Linked DNA regions of Homo sapiens: regions 2, 3 and 4 are each linked to region 1. A link is a loop called in an ENCODE intact Hi-C map of the cell type or tissue named here. Cell type or tissue: GM12878. All regions are shown on one strand. Links, peaks and the distances in the headings refer to the core of each region. The heading gives the core; the rest is flanking DNA.

What was found. A loop is a pair of places that touch in the nucleus more often than their neighbours do. Peaks named below come from ENCODE experiments on the same cell type or tissue, not always from the same donor. Only the 100,000 strongest peaks of a DNase experiment are listed, where the experiment ranks them.
Region 2: a loop joins it to region 1, with 3 times the contacts of the local background. A loop is called at or near these places in 3 of 110 quality-filtered maps.
Region 3: it touches region 1 in a loop (7-fold over the local background); 13 of 110 quality-filtered maps call a loop at or near these places.
Region 4: a loop joins it to region 1, with 4 times the contacts of the local background. A loop is called at or near these places in 3 of 110 quality-filtered maps.

Annotation. Positions count from the first base shown.
Region 1 is chr4:159,198,430-159,207,265 of GRCh38, reverse strand. The region is part of intron 3 of RAPGEF2 (Rap guanine nucleotide exchange factor 2); the gene reads right to left. Among named protein-coding and RNA genes, the nearest start is that of MIR3688-1, 74 kb to the right of the region's middle. In GM12878, for the core only: a CTCF peak has its summit at 4,103 (motif pointing right); DNase peaks (open chromatin) are centred at 2,485 and 4,105; H3K27ac peaks cover 704 bases.
Region 2 is chr4:158,491,582-158,500,417 of GRCh38, reverse strand. The region is part of intron 3 of RXFP1-AS1 (RXFP1 antisense RNA 1); the gene reads left to right. Among named protein-coding and RNA genes, the nearest start is that of RXFP1, 26 kb to the left of the region's middle. In GM12878, for the core only: a CTCF peak has its summit at 4,193 (motif pointing left); no DNase peak of the experiment used is centred there.
Region 3 is chr4:158,253,433-158,260,722 of GRCh38, reverse strand. It overlaps TMEM144 (transmembrane protein 144), which reads right to left. Exons shown (of 13, transcript NM_018342.5): 13 at 5,307-7,279. The coding sequence ends at 7,196. Among named protein-coding and RNA genes, the nearest start is that of TMEM144, 47 kb to the right of the region's middle. In GM12878, for the core only: a CTCF peak has its summit at 4,801 (motif pointing right); no DNase peak of the experiment used is centred there.
Region 4 is chr4:158,410,844-158,419,679 of GRCh38, reverse strand. No RefSeq gene overlaps it. Among named protein-coding and RNA genes, the nearest start is that of RXFP1, 110 kb to the left of the region's middle. In GM12878, for the core only: no CTCF peak of the experiment used is centred there; no DNase peak of the experiment used is centred there.

The DNA.
Region 1 (8,836 bases), core at 2,151-7,150:
TGACTCTTTATATCAGGAAATCCATGGGAAAGATTTGAGGATGTGAAGGTAAGTGGTAATCTCTACCACTTATTACAATTTTGTTTATCTGATAGATAGGCTGTTTCTCTACATTCCCCAAAGAATCCAAAGCTAACTTGCAAGAGTTATATTTGCTTTAGTAGGCATTTGCAGAGAATGACCATTCAATCAACATTTATTAAATTCAGTGAGCATTTACCACATGCCAGGCCACATATGATAAGCAAAATTTCTTTGAGCTATCCCTTCTAAGGATTCAGATTTTGGAAAAGTAAGTTAATTAAAAGTAAGAATACATAGTTAAGAAATGTAAGAATACAAAAAACAGTGACTCTTATTTTACAGATGTTCTGGAAATAGTTGTAAGCTAGAAAAACCCCTCTCCTCTCCTCCTATCCATCCCCCATAGAATTCATGTTTAGTTCCTGTTATGAAAATTCCTTGCTGAGGTGTCAGCATCGAAATATGTTTTATTTAGTCTTACTAGTCTAGAAAATTCCCCTTACTTTATTAGAAAGCACTGAACTAACCACGCTTACTCTTTTCACTTACAATCATGCCTCAGGCAGGCAGAGTTTCCGTGTGGGGTACAACGTGCTTCCCTTCAAGGTCTGCAAACACTTCCTTTCCACAGTGCAGCTAGCTGTCACTGGAGGGTTTTTACATGTGTATGTAAAAATGGGAAAGTGATGGTTTTTTTAAGAAAAATGAAACTGAAATTATGAAAATAGTACTTAGTAGTAGCAGCAGCAAATTGTTCAGTACTTAAAGGATATGCAAATTGAGACCTCACTTCCAGGCAATGAAGCTGGTTAAGAGAAGACTGACAATAATAATAATAGTACAGACGGTGCCCAACTTCCAATGGTCTGACAAGCTTTTTTGTCTTTACGACACACTCAACTTCCAGCACCACAACGATTCTGCTTTTCATTTTCAATAGAATATCCAATAAATTACATGAGGTACTCAACAGTTTGTTATAATATAGGCTTTGTGTTAAAAGATCCTGCGCGGCTGGGCGCGGTGGCTCATGCCTGTCATCCCAGCACTTCGGAAGGCAGAGGTGGGTGGATCACGAGGTCAGGAGATCGAGACCATCCTGGCTAACACGGTGAAACCCCGTCTTTACTAAAAATGCAAAAAAAATTAGCCGGGCATGGTGGCGGTGCCAGTAGTCCCAGCTACTCGGGAGGCTGAGGCAGGAGAATGGCGTGAACCCGGGAGGCGGAGCTTGCAGTGAGGCCAAGATTGCACCACTGCACTCCAGCCTGGGTGACAGGGCGACACTCTGTCTCAAAAAAAAAAAAAGATCCTGCCCAACTGTAGGCTAATGTAAGTGTTCTGAGCATGTTTACAGTAGCCTAAGTGTATGTGTCGGTTCTCACACTGCTATAAAGAACTACCTGGGACTGGGTAACTTGAAAAGAGGTTTAACTGGCTCACAGTTCCGCAGGCTGTACAGGAAGCATGACTGGGGACACCTCAGGAAACTTACAATCATGGGGGAAGGCGAAGGGGAAGCAAGCATGTTTTACCATGGTGGAGCAGAAAAGAAAGCAAAGAGGGAAGTGCTACACATGTTTAAACCACCAGATCTCATGAACACTCATCCACTATCATGAGAACAGCATAGGGGAAATCTGCCCCCATGATCCAATCACCTCCCACTAGGTCCCTCCCCCAATGGCACAACAATTTGACATGAGATTTGGGTGGGGACACAGAGCCTAACCATATCATTAGGCTAAGCAATGATGTTCAGTAGGCTAGGTACGTTAACTGCATTTTGACTTAGGATGTTTTCAACATATAGTGGGTTTATTGGGATGTAACCACATTGTAAGACAAGAAGTAAGTGTAGTGGTAGTAATAATAATAAATATCTAAGACTAACACTGAGATTCTATTCTATCTAGTAGTTCTCAGGCCCTGATGTGCAAATGAATCACCTAAGATGTTAATTTAAAATGCATCTATCCCACCCAATTCCCCAGTTTCTGATCATTAGATAGGAGATCCATCAAAGTGACTTTTAAACAAATATCCTGGATGTTTCTTACACATGGGGCTGGCCAACTCTGAAAAACTTTCAGAAAAAATGGTCTCAATATGAACTCCCAAGAGGAACAAATGGCAGGAAAAAAAGTACAACTCTATTAATATCCATGCAACTAGGTACATACATTGTATTAATCAGTGCTATTTTAATTTTTCCTCAAATAATTTTTTTTTAAAATTATGAGCAAAGGAGCCCCTTCAAGTGTTGCTGAAATGCCAAAGCTTAATCCTGAAAGAACCCTGACTGAGGATTTCCAAATAACCTGACACTACCAGTACTGGGCAAAAAACAGAAATCTGAAGACTAAAGAGGTTCGTATAGGAAAGCAGTACTTGCGAGTCTCTCTAATCAGGGGAATTCACGCTTACAGAAGACCAAATCCTTCTTAGAATCTCAGAATTTGACCACAGGATCTTGAGCTAGGAACCACAATGGACAACTGATTTCATTTCAATACATCTCATCCCACAATGGACAAAACGGAAGTCACAAAAGCCCTGGTTTATAACGAGAAACTCTAAAAGGCTCCTGTTTCTGTTTTTCATCAACAGGAAGGAAATTAACGAGGCCAAACAAAACCAAATACAGACCATTATAAAATGATCAGTTCACCTTCCAATGTAAACAGATAGAAAGCCTCTGGGGCAATCAGAACTGTATGATCCCCGCTGAGCATTATCCCAAGTCTAAACAAAGAATAATGGGCATGAGGGAAATACTTGATCTGACCCCCTCACCTCTCCCACCTTCCTTCCTACTACCCCTCAACATAACCTGCTGCTCCTGACAGGCTGCTTTCCTTCTGTTCATTCCAACTCTGCCATGCTGTTCAAGATGTTTACCTCTCTCCATCTACCCTCTACATCCCACTGTACCTTAAGAGATGGCTCAAAAACTACTACTTTAAGAAAATCTTCTCACTCACTGTTTTCCAAACTCTAAAATACTTAGCCCATCTAATTTCATTGTTTTATGTTTTTCTGTAATGATTTCTTATTCCTGAGCATCTTCTTCCAACTACAATGAACTTCCTTTCAAGGCAGGAACTGCGCATCATGCCTAGTAGAAGCTGGGAAACATTTCAGTGATCATTTGCTCAGGTAAATCGGATCAGATGACATCCTTCTGATGAACCCCATGGTCCTTCACAGGAGAAGGTCCAAACCCCCTGGCAGAGCCCATGAAGGAAGCAGGAAATGCTGTGCAAAGAGCGCAGGTTCTGGAGCACAGATTCCTTCTTCCACGCTAGCCACGTGATCGTGGTAAAGTCAAATTCTGAGATTCTAGTTCCTCAACTGCAAAATGGAAGACATTGATGCCTTCTTCACAGAGCTCCTTTTATTTAATGAAACAATATATATGCAGTACCTTGCATGATGGTAACAAAAAATACTAGTTCTCTTCATCTTCCTCATCTCCTTTCCTCTCTTACGATCGTCTCTGAAAGGACCAACCTACAGCTTTGCTTTCTGCTCCCAACCCCAACATTCCTTATGCTGCAAACTTCATCCTGTTCGGCCAGGCCACACATTTTTTTTTCCACCTATGCCACAAAGGTTTTGAACAAACCTGCAGTCTAGCTTCTAAATAGTATATTTTCTCTTGTAAATTTATTACTCATCCTTCTAGTTCCAGGTTAACTATCACCTCCTCTGAGAAGTGTTTTGGTATATTCCAAGGAAAGTGAGTCGCTTTCTTCCAGCTTCCCAGTGCCCTGTGTACATGCTCACGTGACGCAGGTGCCAGAACGTCATAATTATTCACATTGGGAGTTTCTCCTCAATAGTTTTTAAACTCCTCTAACTCTTAAGTACCCCCAATATATACACTACATAATGCTTGATTGGCACTCAAATATTTTCTTAATAAGTAAATTAATGAACTGAATAGACAGGAACCCAGGTAAGGTATTAAAGTGCTTGAAAGTCAAAGATGTGAACTTCAGTTTACCAGTAAATGGAAAAATGGAGCCAGGATCTAAGAGCCTCCTCGGCAATATCCTAGAGATCCACAAGGTGGCACTCTCTCCATGGGAAAGAGCTGTGTGTGCCGCTCCACATTCTCATTTAAGGAGGTGGCCAGTAAATGCAAGCGATCAAGTTGAAGTTGACAAGGGAACTGAAAGAACAAAAAACTACTAAGTCCAAAGAAAACTGATTAAATCAGCAAAGACAATTATTAGAGGGCAAGAAAATAACTGTGAAAATGCTACTTCATTCAGCTGTTAATACAATGTGAAAACTTAAGTGAGGCCCAGTCAGCCAAAAAGGTTGCTCATGGAGGCCAGGCACAGTGGCTCACGCCTGTAATCCCAGCACTTTAGGAGGCAGAGGCAGGTGGATCACCTGAGGTCAGGAGTTTGAGATCTACCTGGCCAACATGGTGAAACCCCGTCTCTACTAAAAATACAAAAATTAGCCAGGCATGGTGGTGGGTGCCTATAGTCCCAACTATTCGGGAGGCTGAGGCAAGAGAATCGCTTGAACCCAGGAGGCGGAGGTTGCAGTGGGCCAAGATCATGCCACTGCACTCCAGCCTGGGCAACAAGAGCAAAACTCCGCCAAAAAAACGAAGAAAGAAAGAAAAGCCAAGGGGGACTGACAAGGAGAGAAAAGAGAGTTGAAAGAAAACAGAGCGGCAGGCGTTGCGGAAGTGGCTGTGGGTAAAGGATGCTGATCCTAGAAGACCATCAGCTCAAAACAAGACTCCCAACAGCCACAAACATGGCCATCTAAGTTTTGGGGGGTTTTCGGGAGTGGAGAAGCAATAAACAGAAACAGAAAGAATGGTGCCCATGCAAAATCTAAGCAAACTGGAACTAGAAGTTAGTGCTTTCCCAGATGATCCTGACAAAATATGAAACAAGGAGGGTGTATGGGGTACAAGAAGAGACTCCTCCCACTCTAGCAGAGCAAGTGCAATATGGCCAAGCCTGAAGCGGCCCAGGGGAGTGAGGAAGCTCCTCTAAATGCTTCACATGGACAGCATTAACAAGGTCATTAAAACAGAGAAGCAAAAAGATGGCGATTGCTTTGTGAGAAAGAATAGGCAAAATGTCCAGAAACAGTGGCTGAGCCGAGCACACGACACAGCTATCTGAGACAGGTTCGGCACAACTGAGAACCACATATAGCATCAAATACCAATTTTGGTGCTATTTTAGAAAGGTCACTTTATACTATCCAGGATGTAATACCGCACAGTATCACATTCAAAAGACAAAGCTGTTGGCATCTGGAGAAAAGGAGACAGGAATCATCATCGAGGGCTATTGATCACATGCCTATAAAACAAGAAAGTGAAATAAAATGAAGACTAACAAAGGTTCCAATAACTACATGGGGACCACAAGGAACTCCAGAGGGCCAGCCACCCATGACCAAAAAATAGAAAAACACCTTTATTTTCCTGTATCTGCGGTCTCACCAACACCCTCCAACCAAAAGATAAAGGGACAACTTCCGAAGCTTCTCCCTCTTCACAGCCTATCATCACATTCTGCGGGTTCCCCTCCCAAGTCTCTATCGAAACCCTTTGCTACAGTTCAGGGTCCCATTTTTGCTCACCTACACTGCTGTTATTACAGACTTCTGGCCAGCTTAGACTTGTGCTCTCAAATATACGATTATGCCAAAAAACCACAGTGAAAATTACTTATTTACAACAAATTATCCTCTATCCTTTTATAGGCGTCCCGCAGACAGTTGAGATCAGAGGTTTTCAATGTCAAGAGCCCTTGGGATTTCAAGGCGTCCAAACCTCTTTCAACCATAATAGCTACTATTGTTGGGCTGAACAGGATTTTCTATGAACAAAGTGTTCCACGGCTTCAAAAAAATAAGTTCTAACAATGGCCACCTTCCAATAGACAGATGGCTTTCCAGATACACAATAATTTTAATCTTTTTCACAAATACATTACATCATTTCTGTTACTGGATTTATTACAGTTTAAAAATTTGTATATTTTTACTCCTCTGATGGAGCGCTGAGCTATAAGCTGATAGACAAAGTTTTCATTATTTATTTTTGTATAGTCAAATGGCACAAAGCAAGCTCACTAGATAAGTTAATGCAACACAGCACAGTAAGCAACCCCAACAATGATATCAAGCCAAAAGAAATATAAAGTGCATGTACTAAAACATGAAGTATACGCCAAATTTTAGAAGGAGGACTAACAAGAGTTAAGGGCTTTGGTATTTACAATTTCCACTGTTGGAATACTGATATTTTATTATAAAATGATATTATTCATAATACTGAGTTATATGTAAATATATCAATTATATATAAATTCCCACAATAAGAAAACAAATGACATTTTTAAAGTAGAGGGTAATTTTTATTCTATTTCTTAAAAGTTCTAAATTGTAAGGAAATTACTTCATTTATAATTAAAAACTCTGAAGAAAGAAAACACCATTTTAAGATTTTCAAAAAAAATCCTTATTTTCCAAACAATAGCAATTCATTTACAAGGAATTGCAACCAACAAAACAGGAAAAGTCAGTAAGATCAATAAGAACTCTGAAAGCTGATGAAAATATTGAAGACATTTCATCTTTATACTGAAAATACAGGGGACACAGCAGACATCCTTTTTTTTTAACTAGCAAACAATGTAAACTACTAAAGAACCAGTAAAGCCAGATATTCTATAGGCTCATTAATGTTATCATTTTTTTCATTATTTATTATTTTTATTATTGTTTTTGAGACAAAGTCTCACTGTCACCCAGGCCAGAGTGCGGTGGTGCACTCTTGGCTCACTGCAACCTCCGCCTCCCAGGCTCAAGTGACCTTCCCACCTCAGCCTCCTGAGCAGTGCTGGGACCACAGAGGTGCGCCACCACACTGGCTAATTTTTGTATTTTTTTAGAGATAGGGTCGTGCCATTTTGTCCAGGCTGGTCTCGAACTCCTGGGCTCAAGCGATCCACCCACCTCAGCCTCCCAAGGTGCTGGGATTACAGGCATGAGCCACTGTGCCTGGCACAATCTTAAATTTATGAAATTCATTTTTAACATGAAAGGAAGGAGTGAAACACTGGGAGTTATGAAGCTATTCAATAAATGATAAATGAAAGGAAAAACACCAATACAAACTATATATATATATAGAGAGAGAGAGAGATTACATCAAATCGATGAGTCAGCTAAACTGAGGGTAAAGAAATAGATCCAAGGGCTCAAGGAACAATTTATCACATTTAAAAGAATCTGAAATTTTGACTCTTTTGGAAACTACTAATGGGTTATGAAATTAATTTACAAATGTCTCTTTTAGATTCATATGCTGCAATTTTATCTTCACAAGAAACCTGTTTCTCACCTGGAGTCACCTGGGTCTCAGAAAAATGAAAGGTAACTTATACACACCCAGAGACAGAGTCAAATTCAAAGCTAAATCTGCCTAACTTCACTATAGGAGTCCCAACAGCAAGAAACTGCAACAATACTGCAAAACACCTGACAGCACCACTACCCCTCACATCAGAAAGGATATAAAAAGCAAGCTGTATTTTTCTCCTATACCTTACCCTAAACAGGTTTTTATTCACTAAGCAGTTTCACAGAAAATTGATACGAAGAATCCAACACCTGATGATGTGTAACCAGCCATTTTATTAGGAAGTGAGACCATAATGAAGGTCTTTATCTACAGATCAAAGGAGTTCCTTCTTTTGAATAGAGAATTGAAAAAAAAAAACCATCGGGAACAGACTAAATGCAAATTTCCATGGTAGGCATGAGAAGGCAAACCTGAAACAAACATAGTCCCTACCCTCATGAAGATTATGGATTAATTGTATTTTTAACAACGTTTTTATTTAAATACTCTTCTGCTCAACATAAAAATAAAACATTTTCATTTTAAAATAGTAATATAAAAATATCATTGTCAAGAAGCCTTAAAGGATCTCCGTATGTACATAAAACAGTCCTTCGTAAGTATCTGTGTGGGCATGGGTGTGCATGTGCTTGAATTCTCATACTTACATACAGGCGAGGTGGTTGAGCACCCGTGTCCTACAATTCCATGCAAAGGCTAAGTCTTTAAAGATGCCATTTTTTCAAATAAATTAAAACCTTTGGTTTCACTTTTTTTTTTTTTTTTTTTTTGAGACAGGGTCTCAGTTGCCCAGGTGTGATCTCAGCTCACTGCAAACCCTGCTGCTGGGGCTCAGGCAATTCTCGTGGCTCAGCCTCCCAAGTAGCTGGAATTACAGGCTCATGCCACCACGCCTAATTTTTGTATTTTTAGTAGAGATGGGGTTTCGCCATGTTGCCCAGGCTGGTCTCGAACTCCTGGCCTCAACTGATCCGCCCACCTCGAGCCACCATTTTCTTTATGTACACACATAAGCATAATAAAATTAGGACAGAAAAATACTTCAAAACGGTGGTTACATCTTGCTGGGTAAAAACAGAAGAGGCCAGGCGCAGTGGCTCACGCCTGTAATCCCAGCACTTTGGGAGGCCAAGGTGGGTGGATCACTTGAGGTCAGGAGTTTGAGACCAGCCTGGCCAATATGGCGAAACCCCAGCACTACTAAAACTACAAAAATTAGCCAGGCGTGGTGGCACATGCCTGTAATCCCAGCTACTTGGGAGGCTGAGGCACGAGAATGGCTTAAACCAGCGAGGTGGAGGTTGCAGTGAGCTCAGATCGTGCCACTGCACTCCAGCCTGGGTAACAGAGCTAGACTCTGCCTCAAGAAAAAAACAGTAAGAAGAAAGAAAGAAAGAG
Region 2 (8,836 bases), core at 1,987-6,986, 710 kb after region 1:
GGCACATGTATACCTATGTAACAACCCTGCACATTATGCACATGTACCCCAGAACTTAAAATATAATAAAACAAAACAAACAAAAAACTAAGCAAGTTGAGTGTCAAACTAAGTGCAGTGCAAACAGGCTGAGAGGCTCGCTTTCTATTTGAACACGAATTGCTTTGAAAGTGGGCAGTGTCCTTCTAAACCAATGACATACATAGGTACCCTAGCATATCCCTTGTTACTCCTTTCTCCTTTTTATACTAGCTAAACATTTACACTGAAAATGATGACAAAGAGGGAAAGTGAAAAGTAGGATTATTCATAGTTTCTTGTTTTTTCAAACCTTCCTTATTTATCTGTAGAGAATATTGGTACGATGTGATGTATTAAGAAGTGAAATAAGAACAGTTGAGTTAGTTTTGCATAGTGTTTCCATTGTTTTGCTAAGAACAAAATGTGTATTGACGTGTGAGCTATGAAATACAAATCAAGTAATTGTGGTCATTTTGTATAAGTTAAATATTCCTATATTTGCATTTAAAATTTGCACTGTACAATACATAGATGAACAGCAAAATTCATTTTAATAATTTAAAATTTTAATTTTTCTTTACCTAGAACAACATTATAGTGCAAATAAAAAACACTGTGACAAGTTGAACAATGAGAACACGCGGACACAGGGACGGGAACATCACACACTGGGTCCTGTCGGGCGGTGGGGAACACTGTGAGGGAGAGCATTAGAACAAATACCTAATGCATGTGGGGCTTAAAAACCTAGAAGACGGGTTGATGAGTGCAGCAAACCACCATGGCACATGTATACCTATGTAACAAACCTGCAAGTTCTGCACATGTATCCCAGAACATAAAGTAAAATAAAATAAAATAAAAAAGAAAAAAAAATTACCTCCAGTTTCTAATTCAATAAAAAAACCCCACTGTGACAGAGAGAGAGAGAAAAAGAGAGAGAGAAGAAATGAAAAAGCTTTATATTTTCATACCTTTAAAAAATGCTTTCCCCTGCTTTTTGAAAAAGGAGTCCCAAATTTTCATTTTGCGCTTGACCCTGTAAATTATGTAGCTTGCCCTGCACCTGTACCAACATTAAGCTGTGCGCAGATGTCAATTTTCCTTTCTCCTTTCTTGGCTCTTACGAGTCAGTACAGGAATGAGGATACGACAGCCACTTTGAAAATCTTGCTCTCCCCAGCAGAATTCACTGAAGACAAATCTTTGAAAAATGCATCAGTTCACAAGCTATTTGATTTCAGAGACCATCTTCTACCTGAACTGTTTAATACACAGATGCTTTTCCTATTGTGAAATTGATGTACTTGTTATATCTGCATCTCAGAAAGTAGAATTTAATATTTTAAAATGTAAATCAAGTGTTGTTATGAATCTCTGAAAGTAAAAGTATAAAATACTTTGCTTAAGGTTGAGGTATCATCTTGTCTGATAGTTTATTTATAGAAAGTATTAAACATGGCCTAAATATAAAAAGTAAGGAAACAAGTCTATTTTCAATAATGTAATATCCTATAACTCTGAGAAATAATGTATTTTATTGGAGATGAGTGTGTAGCATTATGTTAAAATGTTTGAAATAACTTTTGTTGTTTTTATTCAAATTGGCTAGGAAAGAAGAGTTCATTTTCCTCAGTAAAAGTTTATTGCCTAACTGCCTTAGGACATTATGTTTTACAGCATTTGGCTTATAATAAAGACCTTTGAATTGTCCAGTGTGGTAGGCTTTTAGCAATTATTGACAACTGCTGCATTTGCTCCTGTCTAGCATTATAGATTATAGAATAAAATGAAATGCTTATATTACATAAATAATAACTTTTAGTCAGAAAACTCACTAATAAGTATAAATGTCAGTGACTAACGCTTTTAGTTACTTTACTGTTCAGTTACCTATGTTTTTGCCTCCTCCTTTTTTTCTGCATTCTTCGATAGCACTCTGCCTTTATTGTTATTGGTCGTACCGGGAAACAAATGGTAATATATTTGCTCACTTGTTCATTTAGTTATTAAATCAAAAATGTCTTTGAACTACTTGAATGTAATGTATTTTTGGAACAAGGAAAGGTAAAAATGGAATTTAAAAATTGCAGATTGTCTCCAATAGCAGTCAATCAGTTAATCATCTGACAATTACTTTATGTTCGTTATGTTGCAAGCACTGGGATTCAGGGTTCCTGCTCACAGCGAACTTTCTCGTTCATGTGGGAAATACACCCGTATGGGTGGTTGAGCTAAGTGATTAGAGAAGGCCCTTCTGAGGGTTAATATTTGATCTCTACCCTGAGTGACAGAATGGGGCATTCTCCTATTTGAAAACTTGCCTTCTCTTGGATCCAGTCTTGCGTCTTTCTGCTTCTGCTCTCTGACTGCCAGCTCTTTCTCAGGCTCCCTTTTGGCAACTAATTGTCTTTATGTGTATGAACATTTATATATTTTATATTTTATGTGTATGGACATATTCTTTTTTTTTTTTTTGAGACGGAGTGTCACTCTGTCACCTAGGCTGGAGTGCAGTGGTGCGATCTCGGCTCACTGCGACCTCTGCCTCCCGGGTTCAAGCGATTCTCCTGCCTCAGCCTCCTGAGTAGCTAGGATTACAGGTGTATGCCACCACGCCCGGCTAATTTTTGTATTTTTAGTAGAGAAGGGGTTTCACCATGTTGGTCAGGCTGTTCTTGAACTCCTGACCTCGTTATCCGCCCGACTCGGCCTCCCAAAGTGCTGTGATTACAGGCGTGAGCCACCGCTCCCGGCCGTATGGATGGACATATTCTTCAGAGAATGTTTCCTGGATATTTTCGTTTCTCAATCTAGATCTCTGGTTCAAAACCTTTTTGGGTAATGAATTTTTGAGAACATGGAGAAAGATACAGGCCTTCTCTCCTGAGGAAAAGAACATGCTCACAAAAATCTCATGAAATTTCGGGGATTAAAGGATGCTTCTGAAGATCACTCATGGTACCCACAGGAGTTTGTGGATCCCAAGTTGAGCACCTCTCTTTTACTTGCTCTTTTTGGTCATTTTCAACCATACCTGTGACATTGGCCATCCCGAGAACTCCAAAATCTGTGTTTCAACCCAGCTTTAGTTGTGTATACCTGACTGCATTCTAGACATTTCCACTGCAATTCCTAAAGGCACTTTGATTCAGTGTATCCAAAAGGAATACACATATTCCCCCAATCATCACCATTCCTTCCTTTTCTTTCCATCTTCTGCCTCCTCCGACATGCCCAGTCTTGGTGAACAGCAGCACCCATAACTGAGCTGCACAGTTCAGAGTCCTGGAGGTCAACCGGCACTTCTCCCTCTCTCCGTCCTTTTGGAATCCAACGTCCTTTCTATTCCAAGAAGCTGCCACATCTTTCCCTCATTAGCAATGCCCTGCAATCCCACTCTCATTGCCTTTATTCGTGCCTTTTAGTTTCTTTTTTGGATATTCTCAGAGAGTTAAAGTGGGACAGAAATCTTGAAGAATATGGTAAATGCTTAGAAAGACTATTCAGAACAATGGGTGAGTTTGCTGATTTGGAATTGCTGACTAGCACTGTGGGTCCAGTCAGTTCTCATTAAGAGGAAATCCCTCCTTTTTGTAGCAAATCCCTCATGAAATAGCAAGGATTAAAAAGTCATTACTGCATAATAGTTTTTTCCTCCTAATTCAAAGACAGTAAGTTTCTCACTGCCTTTTCATTGACCAATTAAACAGGTTCACTTCCTTTATTTTCCATATTTTTCATCTGTATTGCTATCTTTTGTAGTCTTTCAATATTTTCCTCATATATTTTAATGTTTAATTCAAACCAGATGTTGGATCCTGATAATTTAGTCAATTCAGCAATTATATATTCTTTTCGAGATCTTATGGTAGAAGGGAATTAGGGAATGCTGATTAGATTTATACATAACACAATTCAGCAAAGCAATTTAAAGCACTATAACAGAATATAATAAAATGCTGAGATGCATATTTTTTTCACGCATCAATGTCTGGCATTGAGAAGAGTAGAAAAAAGTAAGACTATGCAGATCAGTGATTTTTGGAGTTTCAGGAAAGTCTTAATAAGAAACTATTATGGCAGCTGAAAGAATGTCCAGCCAAGGAGACTCCTTTTACAGTGATTCTTCCACCTGTGCTTTAGCTTCAGCTGTGCTCTAAGGCGCCCCCTTGAGGGAGAACCTGTGCTCGATTTTCCCCTAGGTGGAATGAAATCTGGGCTCCTACCTATCACGTCAACAAGAGCAGTTGTGGTTTCATTTGTTTTATATATATGTGTCTTCTCTATAAGACTGTGTTTATATTATAAAGATTGTATTTATATATAAGATTTTATTTAACACAGCATTTCAGGAAAGAAAAATAAGAAAATCATCATTATGGACGATGAATAAGGTTACTCTCCACACACACACAAAATATTTCTTTTGATGGTTTGAATTCTTCTGTCAAATGTCAAAATGTTAAAATTTCATTACAGATAGCATTATTTGTGTTTACTATATGACTGCATGCTGTGCCTGTCTTCAAGTTCTAAGCTTACAAGATTTTGGGTATCAAATGAAAAATTCATAGCTTTAATTTTGCAGAATCATATACATTGGTAGTGAAAGAAAACCCAAGGAGGTATCAGGCCAGCTTTCTGATTTTGGAGAGTGAGTTATGGATATTTATATTAATATTTTATGGATGTCATATGTGAGACTCAAAAAAGAAACTTATCCAAGATGTATTATGACAAGAAGTGCTAGTAAAAATTAGATATTTCACGTAGATTTGTGTAGATTTTTCATTTCTCAGAACATATCCTCATCATCAAGTGAAGTATGACTGTATATGCATTTGTTGATCATTGGTAAATTTTGTTTCACAGTTTGATATTAGCAACAATATTGGTATAACTATCTTTTTATTGTCTACATCAGGGATTATCTGTTTTTGCAGAAATCGTATCATTGTTTTCCCCTAAATTTTTTGAATCATTGGCCCATCAATTGCTAAGAAAGGAGTGTTAAAATCTCCAAGTATGATCCTGGAATTGTCTATTGCTCCAGTAATTCTCATTTTTTTCTTTATATATTTTAAAGTCTGTATTAGGTACATACATATTTATGATTGTTATATCTTCCTGATTTATTGGTTCTTTTAGCATTATGAAATGTCCCTCTTTATTCCAGTAATACTCTTTGTCTTGAAGTCTACCTTATCTCATACTAATATAAACACTCTAGCCTTTCTCATGCCTATAGTTTGCATGGCATTTTTCTCCCAGCTATTTAATTTCAATCTATCAGCATCTTTATATTTAAAGTGCATCTTCTTTTTTTGTTTTGTTTAGATTTTTTGAGACAGGATCGCATACCGTCACCCAAGCTGAAGTGCAATGGTGCGAACATGGCTCACTGCAGCCTAGACCGACTGAGCTATGCAGTCTTCCCACCTCAGCCACCCGAATAGGTGGGACTATAGGTGTGTGCCACTACACCCAGCTAATTTATGTTTATTTTTATTTTTTAGAGACTAGGTCTCACTATGTTGCCCAGCCTGGTCTCGAGCTCCTAAGCTCAAGTGATCCTTCCGCCTCGGTCTCCCAAAGTGCTAAGATTACCAGCATGAGCCACTGTGCCCAGCCTGCATCTTCTTGAGATAACATGTTTGGGTGTTTAAAAAATTCATTCTGACAATCTCTATCTTTTAATTGGGGTGTTTAGTCCAACAACAGCTAATAGAATTACTGGCATGTTTACAATTAGGTCTACCATTTTACTATCTGTTTTCTGTTGTCCCCTCTGCTTCTTTGCTCCTATATTCCACCTTTCTTGCTTCCTTTTAGATTAATTGAATATTTTTAAACTATATTTTATTTATTAGATTTTCAGAGTTTTTTGCATTAGTTTCAATGGTTGCTCATGGAGTTACAATACACATTCTTAACTTCTCAGTCTACTTAGAGTTAATATTGTATGACTCCATGAAAAATGGAGAAACTTTGCGACTCCATAGGTCCATTTATTATAATTTTCATATGTATATGTATTTATTCTATAAACCACACAAAAGAATATTACAGTTTTTGCTTTGAAACCATATGCATTTTAAAGAAATTAGGAGAAAACAATATTCTCTTATATTGACCTAGATGTTTATAGATTCTCATGATTTTTATCAGGTATGATTTTTCTTCAGCCAAAAGAGCTTCTTTTTTTTTTTTTTTTTTTTTTTGAGACGGAGTCTCACGAAAGAGCTTCTTTAACATTAGTTTTATTGCAGAGCTGCTGGTGATGAACCCTGCTAGTTTTATTTTTATCTGGACATGTCTTTATTTTCATTCTTAAAAAATATTGAATCATTGTTCAAATTTGTTCAAATAATTGTTCAAATATGCTGTTCTTTTCCTGGCTGTTTTCAAGATTTTCTCTTTACTTTTTGGTTCTGTGGTTTGAATATGGTATGCCTAGATGCGGTTATCTTAAATTCACACTGCTTAGGGTTTTCTGCGCTTCTTGAATCTGTAAACATGTCCTCCCTAAAATTTGGGAGCTATTCATCCATTATGTCACCAAATATTTTTTTCTGTCCCACTTTCTGCTTCTAGGATCGATCATAATTTCCCATGTGTGAGATCTTTTGATATGTCCCTCACACTGTTTGAAAGTTCCCTAAGAAGTCTAGCTGGTTACCAACACCTTCAAATTAGAGCATTTATCTAGAAACACCAGTTGAAATTAATATTTCCCTTTTTGCTCTGGATATTAGAAAGCTGCAAAAACAATATTAAGGCTCAATCACAGAAAATATGTGAAACATACTTGACTCCTTTCCACACTTAAATTTTCAGTTTCCATTTTATTAACCCCATAATATTATTTTGTTACTATTACTATTTTGTTACTATTTTGCAAGCCATCTTTGTTTTGGAAGAGCCATAGTATAAAAAGTATGTAACATACAGTAAATGCCTATGAAGAAAATGAAAGCCTCCCCTCAAAAACCTACAGAAAATAATTCCGAATTGCCCAATTAATAAAAATCCATGAGTGCTATAGTTCAGGTGTGTCTTCCCCTCCAAATCTCATGTTGAAATTTGATCCCCAATATAGGAGATCAAATGAGAGGTGTTTGGGGCATGGAGGTGGATCCCTCATGAATATTAATACCCTCTCTAAGGGTAGGGGTGAGTGAGTTCTCAGTCTATTAGCTCCTGCAAGAACTGATTGTTAAAAAGAACCGGACACCTCCCCACTCTCTCTCTTGCTTCCTCTCTTGCTTGGGATCTCTGTGCATTGCCAGTCACCCTCCGCCATAAGTGGAAGGAGCCTGAAGCCCTCGCCAGAAGCAGATGCTTGTGCCATGCTTCTTGCTCTGCCTGCAGAACCATGAGCCAAATAAACCTCTTTTCTTTATAAATTACCCAGCTTTAGGTATTTCTTTAAAAGAACATACTAAATGAACTAAGACAGTGAGAATCTCACCAAAATTAAAATACAGTTAAATATTCATCTAAGGAGCATTATATGCATTAAAATATTACATTTACTATGTTAGATAAGAGATTAGCAAGCTTTAATCCTGGCCTTGAAAGAATTTAAAATTAAGAGAAACTTAAAATATACATATACAATAATTTTGTAATAAATTTATATAAACAACCAATTTGTAATATAAAGCATGGTGACCTTTGTTTTTATAAATAGGAAGCAAAGCTCTGTTGAGTCCAGAGAAGAAATGATGAGGAACTGGCATTTGAGGTGGATCTGAAATAATGTGTAAGATTTGGACAGATGGAGAAGTCAACAAGTCACATGGTGACCTATATTATGAAGTTAGCAGAATCTGAGGATTGGGAGCTGACCAAGAATGTGGAGTGGGTTGTTAAGTTAGCAGAGAATATGACTAAAATAGAGAAAGAAGAATTAAAGAGCTATGCTGCACTGAATATCAGGAACAACCTCACAGTAGATGGGTAGCAGAGAGCTTAAAATCTTGGAATCTGAGCTAAGTTGAAGATTAAATGGCACCATCTCTTATGAATGTGCTGTTATAGTGGGTATTGTTGTTGGTGGGGTATGTATGTGTACAGTTATAAGAAAGAAGACTAGACAAATGCTGTTGGTAATATACTTAGTACTCCAGCTGGCTTTTATTTGCCCCTAGTACTACATAACGCTCCTCCAGTGCACCAAATGGAACAGTCTCAGTAACTTCTGTTGGATAGTCAATTTTGGTTGCAGCTAAGGTAAAGAAGAAAGAAGAAAGGAGAGAGAGAGAGAGAGAGAGAGAGAGAGAGAGAGAGAGAGAAAGACAAAGAAAGAAAGAAAGAAAGAAAAAAAGAAATAAAGTTAGACAAATAGGTTGGGAGTAGATTGTTGCAGACTTCATTACTTTTTTAAAATATATTTTTAATTTATATAAAAAATAAAATGCGTATGTTGATAATCAAAAAATAGCTAAGGGCTTAGGATGAAATGTTCTCAGTTATATCTCTTTTCTTTTTCTTTTTCTTTTTTTTTGAGACGGAGTTTCACTCTTGTTGCCCAGGCTGGAGTGCAATGGCATGATCTTGGCTCACTGCAACCTCCACCTTCTGAGTTTAAGTGATTCTCCTGTCTCAGCCTCCCAAGTAGCTGGGATTACAGGCGCCTGCCACCATACCCAGCTAATTTTTGTATTTTTAGTAGAGACAGGGTTTCACCATATTGGCCAGGCTGGTCTTGAACTCTTGACCTCAGGTGATCCCCCTGCCTCACCCTCCCAAAGTGTTGTGATTACAGGTGTGAGCCACCGTGCCCGGCCTATATCTCTTTCAATTATCT
Region 3 (7,290 bases), core at 1,951-6,950, 950 kb after region 1:
AAGCCAAAGAATTACTAGAGCATCTTAGAGAAACCTGAGGCCATTCAGCCTAATCATTTAGTGATGATGTCTTTGTTTTTAGGTCAGAGAAAAATGTGCCTTCTAGCTTAATATTTATTCAGCAGCACTCATTAATGTTGGTAGCACTGGCTGTGAGCCTTCTTCTACGTCCTGAATATTCTAGGGCAAGAACAGACTCTTCTGTTTAAATAAGTCTAAAAATTGAATTGTTTTGTGATGTCTTCAACTTCTAGGAAATTATAAAAGCCAAATATAATAATAAAGCAAAAGAGTGATGAAAACTCGATGACTGAAAAGCAGACATCACATTGACAATTAGACTGATAGCATGGGAAATAGAAGATAGGTTTCTTTTTTTATAGTTCAGCTTTTAAGAATCTATAAATGGCAAAATATGGTCATTTGAGAGCAGAGATACAGGAGAGAGAGAAGAAGGGAAGGAGGGAAGGAGAGGGAGAGACAGAGCCCAAACTTAAAAAAAGTTTACATTTTATAACATAGACCACCACAGACTATCATAATTAACCCTATACTTCCCTCTGGTGGTCAAATTTGAAAATGTATTTACAGATGAATTAAATGAAGATTAATATACAGTAATAACTAAAGGTAAGACAACCAGATACCTCATTTTGTGTGAAGATTCCATTTTAACCAACTACCTAACTCCAACATTTCCCCTAGTTATTAAAGTTGAATGACTCTTCTGTGGAGAGGTCCCAATTCGCATAAACTTTCCTAACATGTGGCAGGGACTATACATAGCAAGTTGTATTTCATGGTACTAATTATATACGTAGGATGTGGATATTCATTTATGCTATAATTTATGCAAAAATAATAGGAAAGAATATTTTCCTGGATTTCTTAAACTACTTAAATTTTAAGAAAGTAGTCTATGAATTATTTCATGATGTATTGTGTCATGCACTTTAAAATAAAAATTTTAGGAACACAGAGACATACATTATTAAGATTAAGATTCTAAAATCAGAATATCAGATTTTAGAATCTTAATCCAGCAACCAAACCTGGTGTTTTTGGGTGGTTACTGTTTGTGAATGTCAGATACATCTTACAGGTACTGATATTTTTTTTTTTCCTTAAGGGAGCAATGTATAATTCATTACAGCTTTAATAAATTTAATATTTTAAATTTCAAAATTACTTAGAATATTAATTTTTCTATTTAGAGAAAAACTAAAGCCTGCACCAACATGTTTTCCTTGGCTGCTTAGTTTTAATGTCATCCCTGATAATTTCATATGGGAGCCAATATAATTTATTTTTGTGAATGTACTCCTTGAGCCTCAAAGAAAAAAAACAAGAAAAAAAGAAAAACCTAAGTAATTTTATTTGGCTCCTTTTTTTATTCTAACTGTAAAATACTCTTTGAACCGAGGAAGATGTGACAGGAATTACAAGTTTTACCTTTGTTCTTTCTGACAACTAAAGAGTATTTAAAAGGGTTTCCCATTAAACTTTTTAAGTTTTATCCACTGTATTAATTGGATGTGAGCTATTATGAAAATGATTACAGAGTGAAAGTGTAAATTGTCTTGAATTTGAATGTCTTTTAATTAAGCAGTTTCTCAAACTGCTTCTTTCAGTGTGAAACCTAAATAGGAGACACAAGATAATTTTAGCACCAAATGAGGCCTTTAGGATTTAGCTTACTTGCATTCATTCAGTAAATATTCATTGTACTTATTTTGCAAAAATGTTGTATTGGCTACCTAAATCAGTGAAGGGAAACTACAAAGGTAAATCAGAAATGTACTGTGAGATCAAGAAGCCCGTAGCTCTGAGGAGAGACAAAAGTGTCTAAAATAATGAGAGTGTGAAGTGGAGAAATGGGCTAGTATTGTAGGAGACAGACAAGAGGAGGAGAAGCTTAATCAAGGAAATGACACCATAAGCTGAATGTAGGCTCCTTTTGAGGGGTAGCGTAGAGCCCTGTCTCTGTAGTTCTTTCTCTATCCTCCATGCCTCACACATGGTTGACATTTCATGAATATTAAATGATTAGAGTAGAAAATCCTGACTCAAAGTTCTGATTTTGTCACATACTTGCAGCATGGCTAAAAATAAGGCACTACAATTTACTGAGGCTCAGTTCCCTTACCTACAAAATAATATGGATTTTAAAATGAATATCAAATGCATTTACACATGTGAAATGCTTAACTTGAACATCTTTATAACACAGATGATACTGTTGAATTAAGGTAAATGGATGTGGATTTTACTAGTCCATATGTGAGTAGGGAACCCGCACAAAAAATGTGGACCTATTTTGAGAGTCACATGTTAAAATGAGACTTTTCCTATTTTATCAGTATTGGGGGCCTCAATTTAAAGCGTTGTAAGTGCCCACACTTAGGATTTCAAAAAAGAGAGTGCCAGGCCACCTTATCAGTTTGCAAAGGGGTGACTCTATTCAATGTTTGGTGGGTCCCGTCCCATTATGTACTTCAGGAGTGGGATACAAATATGTAAGGTGAACCTTGAAGCAACTTGGGATACTATTAAATTATACCACTAGAATGTCTCCATAGTGACAAAGTTTTATGTTTGCATAAATTTAGAATTCCTTTAGTTGAAAACAACCATTTTACAAATATGAGGAAGTTAAAATACCTCACAAAGTAATGTTACCTACCAGAGGCAAGGCCAGGAGGATCATCGAAGTTTTTTGGCTCTCAGATCAGTAATCTCATTACCATATCCAATGCATCTCTGTTTGCAAATTTGAAACCTTCTAAGACTCTAAGAGTGGGAATGATATGAGAAAACACCAGTTTGTTTCTTTGTATAAATCCAGAACAAAAGTTGTATTCCTTCTAATGTACCCAAAGAAGAGGAAAAAGAGGGGTAGCAATGAGATAAATAAGTGATATGTGGAGTTTGAAACTTTCTAAGTTTCTATAAGATGTAAAAATATTACATTTACATTGAAAATTATTATTAAAAAAGTCATGTAACTCTGTATTTCCATTGCTAATGTAACAAATTATCACAAATTTAGTGGCTTAAAACAATACAAATGTTGTTTCTTATAGTTCTGTAGGTTAGGAGCCTGACATGGGCTAACACCAAGGGACTGGCAAGGCTGTGCCTTTCTGGAGGCTGTAGGGGTGAATCTGTTTCCTTCTCTTTTCCAGCTTCTAGAAGCTGCCCACATTTCTTGGCCTGTGTTCCCTTCCCTCATCTTGAAAGTCAACAATGCATGGGTTTAGTCCTTCTCATAGGACATCACTCTGACCTCCATTTCCATCACCTTATCTCCTTCTCAACTCTGATTCTTCTCTTCCACTTTCAAGGACCCTTGAGATTACACTGTGACCACCTGGATAATCCAGGGTCTTCCAGTCTTAAGGTCCTTATTGACACATGCAAGTCCCTCTTGCCAAGTGAGGTGAACACTTCTTTTTGTGTATGTGATGAATAATATATATATATAATATATATAATACTACATAATATATACATAATACTATATATAATATATATAATACTATATATAATACTATATATAATACTATATATTATATATAATACTATATATAATATATAATACTATATATAATATATATAATACTATATATAATATATAATACTATATATAATATATATAATACTATATATAATATATAATACTATATATAATATATATAATACTATATATAATATATAATACTATATATAATATATATAATACTATATATAATATATAATACTATATATAATATATATAATACTATATATAATATATAATACTATATATAATATATATAATACTATAGATATATACACTAGTCTATTTTATCATTTACTACCGTAAAATATACATAAATCTATTATAAAATCTCCGTTGCTATTGTGGTGAGCTCTAGCGTTGCGACTATCCACTTAAAGCACCATGTGGTGCTAATCATCTCCAGGTGAGTCAACTGTCTCTCCAGTCAATTGCCTCTGGTGGTTATGATCTCTTGCAGTTCCTGTATATTTTTCATCATTTTTTATTGCAATAAAATTAAACCTTGTAAACCTTGGATAACACCATGGGACCCATATGGACCTCGACTAGTGATGCTGGAAGTGCTCCCAAGAAGCAGAGAAAAGTCATGACATTATTAGAAAAAGCTGAATTGCTTGATATGTACCACAGATTGAGGTCTGCAGATGCAGTTGCCCAACATTTCAGAAGATTCTTCTTGCAATCAGATGATGCAAACTTATGGTATCGGTAAATATAGTATAATACTGTAAATGTATTTTCTCTTCCCTATAATTTTCTTAACAATATTTTCTTTTCTCTAGATTACTGTAAAAATATAGTATATAATATATATAACATACAAAATATGTGTTAACTGTTTATGTTACAGGTAAGGTTTCTGGTCAACAGTAGACTATTAGTAGCTAAATTCCTTTTTTTTTTACATAAATACGTATTTATAGAAAGTATTTATTACTTTGGTTACTAAAAATTTACCTAAATGTTATGCTATGCACATGGTTCCACAACTTGCCTTTACGCAATGTGTTTTTTAGCTCTATCAATATTGAGACTTATAAGTCTAGTAGTTAGTAACTCTGAATATAAATAAATCAGTATGTCAGGAATAAAAGAAGATTTTGTAGTTCGGGGAGATGCTGTGCTATTAATCCTTTAAAATTTATTAGGATTTTCTGTTCCTATGGTAGAAAATTTCCATAATCTGATACAAGCCTTATTGGCTGCTACTTCTACTGAATGTAGTTCTGTCTCTGTACACAAGATGGCAGGATCTCTTTAGTACAGATGGGGTTGCCATTTGACAGAAAGCCAGGCCAGAAAAATGTAAAATAAACACTAGAATTTAGCCATACTAGATTAGGAGAAATAAAACCTAAAAGTCTCAAGAGAGTTAGGCATTCACTTCCTAAGGTGAGCAAACAAAATGCAGATTTGGCAACTGCCCATTTAGACTAGCCTCTAAATAATAAGTTGCTTTTTGGTAACCATTTTGAAAAAGCTTGTTTGGTACCAGAAACTATATACTATATAGAGGTCTGTGTGTGTGTGTATATATACACACACACACACACACACACACACACACACACACACACACATATATATAAATGTGTATATATATATACACACACATATATATAAATGTGTATATATATACACACATATATAAATGTGTATATATATACATATATAAATGTGTGTATATATATATACAAAGTATATATAGGGATATATATAAATTATATAGAGGTAATAAGACTGATTTTTCATTTTTCTTCTGAAACTGCTTTACTTCACATTTAAAATTTTGCATATAAATTGGAAATCCCAACTAAAGAATAATTAAAAGTTATCCAATATAAAATTCTAAAATATATTTAAATGAGAAAAATAGCTTTTGTATCACAATTTATTCAAAGTTTATCAGCATAATTTAATGACATTTCAGGTTAAAATTAAAATGAGTATAAGAAGTTATAGTCAAATATTTATTTGTATTAGCAATTCAATAAACAAACAGAAGCTCCATCACTTTTAAGTAGTATTCATTTAGAGGAGTAATAATTGTTTGGATGGGAAGGTGGTGAGCTTAGTAGCTCTTACATGGTGTTCTCCAATCTACAAAAACTTTTTTCCCCTTCAAACAACACATAATAATAAAGCTAACAATTATATAGTGTTTGCCAAGTACCAGATACTCATCAACATACTTTACAGATTTGAACTAATTTCAACCACACAATAACCATGTGAGGTAGATGCCATCATAAACTCCATTTTGTTAATGAGGGGCCTGACACAGAGGGCTTAGGAACTTGTCCAAAGCCACACAAATAAAATGAAGCAGAGGTGGGATTTAACCCATGCACATTGACTTCAGAGTATACACACAAATAAAAAGCTGTTTTGTTTCTCCTGCATAGCAAAGTAATAAACAGTACTATCAGGTGGGAATGGGTAAAATTTACATTTGAATAGGGGTTTCGTTATCTCAAAGTTTTGGAAACAATTGCAACAAACATTGTACTGGCAGTTCTGTTTCAGTTTTCTTTTTTCTTACAAATTTAAATTAAATTTCTTTTTTAGAGATGGGACCTTGCTATGTTGCCTAGGCTGGCAGATTTGCACTCTTGGGCTAAGTGACCCTCCTACTTCAGCCGCCCCAGCAGCTGGGATTATAGTAGTGCGCCACCCTGCCTGGCTTAATTTCAGTTTTCTTAAAAAAAAAAAAAAAAAAAAAAAACTAGCATGCCTGTCATTTTATTTTGCCTACTGGAAACCACCAGTTAAAACAAGAAGAAAACAGGAAACCTCCAGTTAAGAGGGTTTTAGAAAAGTGTATTTCAGAAAAAAAAGTTGTACATTCAAAAGAGTGGTTGTTTCCTTTAAATTGTTACTGATAACCTACAATCTCACTTTAGCAACATATCTGTGTGTATTTATGTACGTGAATATACTTGTGTATGTATGTATTATGTTATGCACATTTTCTCAATGATGAAAAATTTTTGTTCTCTGAGAATGGACTTTATCTGGCGATAATCAAAAGCATTATGAGCTAAAATGGGTAGATGATGTAGAGTTGGGCGATATTAACTTGAAATAAACAGAAGTTTTGGCTAACAATAATAAAATGGCCTTTTTAACATTTAGTTACCAACTATGCATTTACTTTATGAAACAAAGGATCCAAATATCTTTGGAATCTAATTCCATTAGAAGGTAAGGCTCTCCCTCCTCGCCCAAGGTATTTCTGCCTCACTTCACTGGGGTAATAGGTGAGAAATATGGACTGTAACTTCTTTGTATATGGACTCTATACTGTGTTCTAGATTATGCAACACTAGGTACATACTGTGGTAAAAAGAGCATCCTCGTATGTAATGCTATAATAATGTAGACATTTTAGTCACCCAGTAAAGTACTACCTTCATAAACAGTTCATCAGAAGAAATTTTCATTTTTATACTTGAATGAAACTCAATCTTCCTTCATTCTCACATTTTTGGGGAAAAAAATCATTTACCCACTCCAACAGTGGCTGAGATCCATTTGCTATATGAAAATGCACTCTTTTCTCAGCATGATCTCTCCGCTGTCCGATAGACGCGTTCTCTTAACTACTGCTGCCACCTGCTGGTTTTGTCATTGTTAGATTTTAGAAAAAGCAGTGCATAAGGCTCCAGTCAAGATGATGCAAAATGCAAGTATCATTAATAGGTAGTTTTGTAGACCCTGAATAAGAA
Region 4 (8,836 bases), core at 2,021-7,020, 790 kb after region 1:
GGGAGACCTTCCTCTCCCAAACACACACTCCCATGGGAGGAGCTGAAGGTCTATTTGTGGGAGAAGTTTCTGACTTTATCTGGAGCTGAGTCAATTTAGAGAGCCAAGTGAAATACAGCAGCAGAAAGGCGCTGGGAGCTTGCTGGGTCCCCTAGCAGCCCATTCCTACCTGGCACCACAGGGATCCAATAGGAGAAGACCAGGGGGTAAAACTCCACTGGGAGAAGCAAATCTCTAGCTGAACTTTGTAGCAATTTGAGTGGGGTGGGAAGCCTCCTGGCCAGAATTTGGGTGAGGGCCCAAATCCAGTGTGCAGACTCCACGGGAGGGGGAAGAACCAAGCCCTTTTCTTTCGCAGCTGGGAGGTAGGTGGCCAGGGGCAGGTTTTCAAACCTGTATCACTCTCCACCTGAAAATGGACTAAAGGCTGTTGTGGGAGGCATTGTGGGAGTGAGACCCACCCTTTAGTTTGTGTGGCAGCTGGGTGAGCCTGTGACTGCCGGCTTTCCTCCACTTCCCTGACAACCTGCATGATTCAGCAGAGGCAGCCATAATTTTCCCAGGTACACAACTCCAGTGACCTGGGAATCTCACCCCCATCCCCCACAGCAGCCACAGCAAGACCCACCCAAGAAGGGTCTGAGCTCAGACACATCTAGCCCTGCCCCCACCTGATGGTCCTTCTCTACCCACCCTGGTAGCGGAAGACACAGGGCATATACTCTTGGAATATCTAGGGCCCCACTCACCACAGGTTCCTCTCCATACTACCACAGCTGATGGTCTCTGGAAAGCGCCACCTCCTGGCAGGAGGCCAACCAGCACAAAAATAGAGCATTAAACCACCAAAGCTAAGAACCCTCACAGAGTCCATTGTATTCCCCTACTGGCCACCTCCACTGGAACAGGCACTGGTATCCACGGCTGAGAGACCCATAGATGGTTCACATCACAGGACTCTGTGCAGACAACCTCCAGTATCAGCCCGGAGCTGGGTAGCTAGACCCAGAAGAGAGACAACAATCACTGCAATTCAGCTCAGAGGAAGCCACATCCATAGGAAAAGGGGGAGAGTACTACATCAAGGGAATACCCCATGGGACAAAAGAATCTGAACAATGACCTTCAGCCCTAGACCTTCCCTCTGACAGAGCCTACCCAAATGAGAAGGAACCAGAAAACCAACCCTGGTAATATGACAAAACAAGGCTCTTCAACACTCCCCCAAAATCACACTAGTTCACCAGCAATGTATTCAAACCAAGAAGAAATCCCTAATTTACCTGAAAAATTCAGGAGTTTAGTTATTAAGCTAATCAGGGTGAGACCAGAGAAAGGTGAAGTCCAATGCAAGGAAATTCAAAAAATGATACAAGAAGTGAAGGCAGAAATATTCAAGGAAATAGATAGCTTAAAGAAAAAACAGTCAAAAATTCAGAAAACTTTGGACACAGTTTTAGAAATGCGAAATGCTCAGGGAAGTCTCAGCAATAGAATTGAACAAGTAGAAGAAAGAAATTCAGAGTGCGAAGACAAGGTCTTCAAATTAACCCAATCCAAAAAAGGCAAAGAAAAAAGAATAAGAAAATATGAACAAAGCCTCCAAGAAGTCTGGGATTATATTAAATGACCAAACCTAAAAATAATCAGTGCTCCTAAGAAGAGAATTCTAAAAGCTTGGAAAACATATTTGGGGGAATAATTGAGGGAAACTTCCCCAGTCTTACTAGAGACGCAAACATCCAAATACAAGAAGCACAAAGAACACCCAGGAAATTCATTGCAGAAAGATCTTTGCCTAGACACATTGTAATCAGGATATCCAAAGTTAAGATGAAGGAAAGAATCTTAAGAGCTGTGAGACAGAAGCATCAGATAACCTATAAAGGAAATCCTATCAGATTAACAGCAGATTTCTCAGCAGAGACCCTACAAGCTAGAAGGGATTGAGGCCCTATCTTCAGCCTCCTCAAACAAAACAATTATCAGCCACGAATTTTGTATCCAGTGAAACTAAGCCTCACATATGAGGGAAAGATACGTCTTTTTCAGACAAATGCCAAGAGAATTTGCCATTACCAAGCCACCACTACAAGAACTGCTAAAAGGAGCTCTAAATCTTGAAATGAATCCTGAAAACACATCAAAACAGAACCTCTTTAAAGCATAAATCACACAGGACCTATAAAACAAAAACACAAGTTAAAAAGCCAAAACAAAAAACAAAAAAACCAAAGTAACAGGCAACAAAGAGCACAATGAATGCAATGGTACCTCACATTTCAATACTAACGTTAAATGTAACTCGCTTAAATGCTCCACTTAGAAGATACAGAACCGCAGAATGGATAAGAACTCACCAACAAACCATCTGCTGCCTTCAGGAGACTCACCTAACATATAAGGACTCACATAAACTTAAAGTGGTGGGAAAAGGCATTTCATGCAAATGGACACCAAAAGTGTGCAGGTGTAGCTATTCTTATATCAGACAAAACTAACTTTAAAGCAACAGCAGTTAAAAGAGACAAAGAGGGACATTATGTAATGTTAAAAGGCCTTGTCCAACAGGAAAATATCACAATCCTAAACATATATGCACCTAATACTGGCGCTCCCAAATTTATAAAACATTTAATAACAGACCTAAGAAATGAGATAGACAGCAACACAATAATAGTGAGGAACTTCAATATTCCACTGACAGCACTAGACAGGTCATCAAGACAGAAAGTCAACAAAGAAACAATGGATTTGAACTATACCTTGGAACAAATGGACTTACCAGATATATACAGAAAATTTAATTCAACAAACGCAGATTCTATTCATTCTATTCAACAGTATGTGGAACTTTCTCCAAGATAGAACATATGATAGGCCATAAAACAAGCCTCAATAAATTTAAGAAAACTGAAATTGTATCAAGCACCATCTCAGACCACAGTGGAATAAAACTGGAAATCAACTGCAAAAGGAACCTTCAAAACCACACAAACACATGGAAATTAAATAACCTGCTCCTGAATGAGCGTTGGGTCAAAAACAAAATCAAGATGGAAATTTAAAAATTCTTCAAACTGAAAGACGATAATGATACAACCTATCAAAACCTCTGGGATACAGCAAAGGCAGTGCCAAGAAGGAAGTTCATAGCCCTAAACACCTAAATCAAAAAGACGGAATGAGCACAAGCTGACACTCTAAGGTCACACCTCAAGGAACTAGAGAAATAAGAACAAACCAAACCTAAACCCAGAAGAAAGGAAATAATCAAGATCAGAGCAGAACTAAATGAAATTGAAACAAACAAAAAAAATACAAAAGATAAACGAAACAAAAAGCTGGTTCTTTGAAAAGATAAACAAAATTGATAGACCATTGGAAAGATTAACCAAGAAGAGAGAAAATCCAAATAACTTCACTAAGAAATGAAACAGGAGATATTACAACTGACACCACTGATACACAAAAGATCATTCAAAGCTACCATGAACACCTTTACACACATAAACTAGAAAACCTAGAAGGGATGGATAAATTCCTGGAAAAACACAACAGACCAATAACAAGCAGTGAGATTGGAATGGTAATTTAAAAATTACCAGCTGGGCATGGTGGCTCATGCCTGTAATCCCAGCAATTTGGGAGGCAAAGGTGGGCAGATCACCTGAGGTCAGGAGTTTGAGACCAGCCTGACCAATATGGTGAAACCCCGTCTCTACTGAAAATACAAAAATTAGCTGGGTGTGGTGGTGGGCTCCTGTAGTCTCAGCTACTCGAGAGGCTGAGAGAGGAGAATTGCTTGAACCTGGGAGGAAGAGGTTGCAATGAGCTGAGACCGTGTCACTGCACTCCAGCCTGCATGACAAAAAAAAAAAAAAAAAAAAAAAATTACCAACACAAAAAGTCCAAGACCAGATGGATTCACAGCAGAATTCTACCAGACATTCAAAGAAGAATTGGTACCAATCCTTTTGACACTATTCCACAAGATAGAGAAAGAAGGAACCCTCCCTAAATCATTCTATGAAGTTGGCATCACCCTAATACCAAAACCAGGTAAGAATCAAAAAAGAAAACTACAGACTGATATCCTTGGTGAACATAGATGCTAAAATCCTTAACAAAACACTAGCTAACCAAATCCAACAACATATCAAAAAGATAATCCACCATGATCAAGTGGGTTTCATACCACAGTTGTAGGGATGGTTTAACATATGCAAGTCAATAAATGTGATACACCACATAAACAGAATTAAAAACAAAAATCACATAATCATTTCAACAGATGCAGAAAAAGCTTTCGACGAAATCCAGCATGACTTTGTGATTAAAACGCTCAGCAAAATTGGCATACAAGGGACATACCTTAATGTAATAAAAGCCATCTATGACAAACCCACAGCCAACATAATACTGAATGGGGAAAAGTTGAAAGCATTCCCTCCGAGAACTGGAACAAGACAAAAATGCCTACTCTCACCACTCCCGTTCAACATAGTACTGGAAGTCCTAGCCAGAGCAATCAGACAAGAAGACATAAAGGACATCCAAATCAGTAAAGAGGAAGTTAAACTGTCACTGATTGCTGACAATATGACCATTTATCTTGAAAACCCTAAGGACTCCTCCAGAAAGCTCCTAGAACTGATAAAAGAATGCAGCAAAGTTTCCGAATACAAGACTAATGTATACAAATCACTAGCTCTTCTATACACCAACAGCAACCAAGCAGAGAATCAAATCAAGAACTCAACCCCTTTTACAATAGCCGCAAAAAATTAAAATACTTAGTAATATACCTAACCAAGGAGTCAAAAGACCTCTACAAGGAAAACTGCAAACCACTGCCGAAAGAAATCATAGACAACACCAACAAATGGAAACACATCCCATGCTCATGGATGGGTGGAATCAATATTGTGAAAGTGAACATACTGCCAAAAGCAATCTACAAATTCAATGCAATCCCCATCAATATACCACCATCATTCTTCACAGAGTTAGAAAAAACAATTCTAAAATTCATATGGAACCAAAAAAGAGCCCACATAGCCAAAGCAAGACTAAGCAAAAAGAACAAATCTGGAGGCATCATACTATGTGATTTCAAACTATAGTATAAGGACATAGTCACCAAAACAGCATGGTATTGGTATACAATTAGGCACACAGACCAATGGAACAGAATAGAGAACCCAGAAATAAACCCAAATACTTGCAGCCAACTGATCTTTGACAAAGCAAACAAAAACATTAAGTGGGCGAAACGACACCCTTTTCAACAAATGGTGCTGGGATAATTGGCTAGCCACCTGTAGGAGAATGAGATTGGATCCTCATCTCTTACCTTATACAAGAATCAACTCAAAATGGATTAAGGACTTAAACCTAAGACGTGAAACTATAAAAATTCTAGAAGATAACATTGGAAAAACCCTTCTAGACATTGGCTTAGGCAAGGGTTTCATGACCAAGAACCCAAAAGCAAATGCAATAAAAAGAAAGATAAATAGCTGGGACCTAATTAAACTAAAGAGCTTTTGCATGGCAAAAGGAACAGTCAGCAGAGTAAACAGACAACCCACAGAGTGGAGAAAATCTTCACAATCTATACATCGGACAAAGGACTAATATCTAGAATCTACAGTGAACTCAAACAAATCAGTAAGAAAAAACCAAACAATCCCATCAAAAAGTGGGCTAAGGACATGAATAGACAATTCTCAAAAGCTATACAAATGGCCAACAAACATAGGAAAATATGCTCAACATCACTAATGATCAGGGAAATGCAAATCAAAACCACAATGCGGTACCACATTACTCCTGCAAGAATGGACATAATCAAAAAATTAAAAAAACAGATGTTGGCATGGATGTGAACAGGGAACACTTCTACACTGCTGGTGGGAATGTAAACTAGTACAGCTGCTATAGAAAATAGTGTGGCGATTCCTTAAAGAACTAAAAGTAGAACTACTATTTGATCCAGCAATTCCACTACTGGGTATCTACCCAGAGGAAAAAAATTCATTATTTGAAAAAGATCCTTGCACACGCATGTTTATAGCAGCACAATTCACAATTGAAAAATCGTAGAACCAACCCAAAGGCCCATCAATCAACAAGTGGATAAAGAAACTGTGGTGTATGTATGTGTGTGTGTGTATGTACGTGTGTGTGTGTATGTGTGTGTGTGTATGTATATATATATATATATATATATATATATATATATATATATATATATATATGATGGAATACTATGCAGTCATAAAAAGGAATGAATTAATAGCACTTGCAGTGACCTGGATGAGATTGGAGACTATTATTCTAAGTGAAGTAACTCAGGAATGGAAAACCAAACATCATATTTTCTCACTGATATGTAGGAGCTATGCTATGAGGATGCAAAGGCATAAGAATGATACATTGGACTTTGGGGATTTGGGGGGAAGAGTGGGAGGGAGGTGAGAGATAAAAGACTACAAATATGGTGCACTGTATACTGCTTAGGTGATGAGTGCACCAAAATCTCACAAATCACCACTAAAGAACTTACTCATGTAACCAAATACCACCTGTGCCCCAATAACTTACGGAAAAACAATTAAAAAATATGTTCCTCCTTCTGTTTGAGAATTAAGCTATATATTTGAGGGCATTTCTCCTCATATTCTGATCAGTAACTTGGTTTTTTGGCAGAACAGTTTATATTGTTGTCCTACCCCAGGACCCAAATTTAACATTTCCAGATCCAAATACATTATTCTCCTCCCTAAACCATCTCTTCCTTTTCTCTTCCTTAACTCTATTTTACCATCCTCTCACAATCAACATTTCAGTCATATTTGACTTCTTTCACATGTCTCTTTCTCCCCAAACTCAAGAGTTCTGAAGATTTTATCTACAAAGTGCCTCAAGAATCTCTTTTCCACAGCTACTGTACAGCCTTATGCTAGGTCTTCATTATTGTCCTCTGACTATTGCAACAGCATACAACTTTTCTTCCCTTCTTTCATTCCTCCCTTTTCTCCTCATCATATATAGTCTCAGCCAGTTTGGTCTTCTTAAAATGCAGTCTTGAATCTATAAGTTTTAAAGAACTCAGTTAACATAATTACTTTTTCAGAGAAACATTGATAAACTGAGAAGACAAATCAGTAGTTACCAATCACTAATCATTTGCCACTGGGTGATTTTTTTTTATCTGACATGGAGCTGGAGAGTAGTCCTGCATCCAGGAGTCTCAATTGTAAATATCCTTCATAATAATGCCAGCCCACTGGGATATAATGTTAAGATAATGTTGGGATATAAGGGGGACATATGGAATTAGAGCTACAAGATTTGTGTCTCTCTGACCCCAAAGAAATGTGCATTTCTAACCTTCTCAAGAGTAGTTCTTCATGACAATTTTATATTTAACATAGTGAAATAAATAGAAAACCATAAAATTACAATCATACAATACACTGGAGTAAATGGGGGGATCTGGAGGAATCTCCGTGGTGCTTAGTGAAAAATTTTATTACATTTATTTTATATGATATATACTTTTTAGTTGTTACCAATTGAACATGATTAAAATTTACAAATAGAATCTTCCAAGGTTTTTAATAAAAAACTCATATTTGCTTCCATGAACATAACATTTTGTTATTAGGTCTTATGTTCTCAATGGCTATAGTAAATTCCTTATTAATGATTTCAGATGATGATTACTTTGTTTATAGCTACCATCAAATAAATTTTGTTCACATAGCCATGTAATTTAAAAAATTAAAACCATTTTTTTCAGCCATTCAAGTTGTTTGTAACAGCTGAAACTGTATTTAAAGAAGACCCCATTTTCTCCCTCAGAGATGAAACTTTGAAATTATCTTTAATATTAATAGATTTTGAATCCACATGAAATTTTTTATGTCACAATTTTAAAATAATGACAAGGCTCTAATTGTCAGAATGTAGGTGCACCTGAAGCTAGCTGGAATCAGAAAAGGAACAAGTTAAGCCACAAACCCATATGTGTTACAAAAACTGAAGGCAGAGATTCAGAGCTACTCCTTGGGTGGTGCCTGCCAAAAACAGTCTCCCTGGCCTCCTGCCATTCTTACCTCCTGCTAGTATACTTACGGCTGCCTGCTGAGCTCCTTGGGCATCTGGAACATGCACTCCTTCAGCAGCTCTGCAGGCACCTTGTCCATTATGAATAGCAATTCATGCTGCAGATGGCTACTGGAAGAGATGCCCAGGTGCTAGAGTACCACACACTGTGCTGAGTGAATGGTGGGGAAGCAGCAAGAAATAAATGTAGCCCAGTATGCTCACTGCCTTCAGCCCTGGACAGAAATGCTCATTGCCCAAGGCAGCTGGTCTAGGAGCTCTGACTGCGACCATGCTGCCCTGCAGGCTTGGAGGATGAATATCTCAGCATACCTGAACCCTTTTCCATATACCAGTACAATGGCTTGCTTTGACACAGGAGTTGGAAGGCACTGCTATAGAGCTCTCTCTCTCATCTAAATAAAACCCTCTCATGGCTGCATGGATTAGGGCATCCTGTCAAGGAATATTTTCTTATGCTGGACTGGATAATTTTGGATCAGTCTCAGGCTTTTCATCCTGAACCTGCAAAAATAAACCTCACTCTCACCTCACTAGAGATGATTCCCTTGATTAAGAATCAACTTCACACCATGGAAATCATGGTCACTCTCATGTTCCCTGATACCTTAACCAAACTGACCTTCAGCACATTCACATATGCATCTTATATCTCTTAATCAGGACAACTTGTGTGGTGCTTGTTCGCGTTGACTCATTT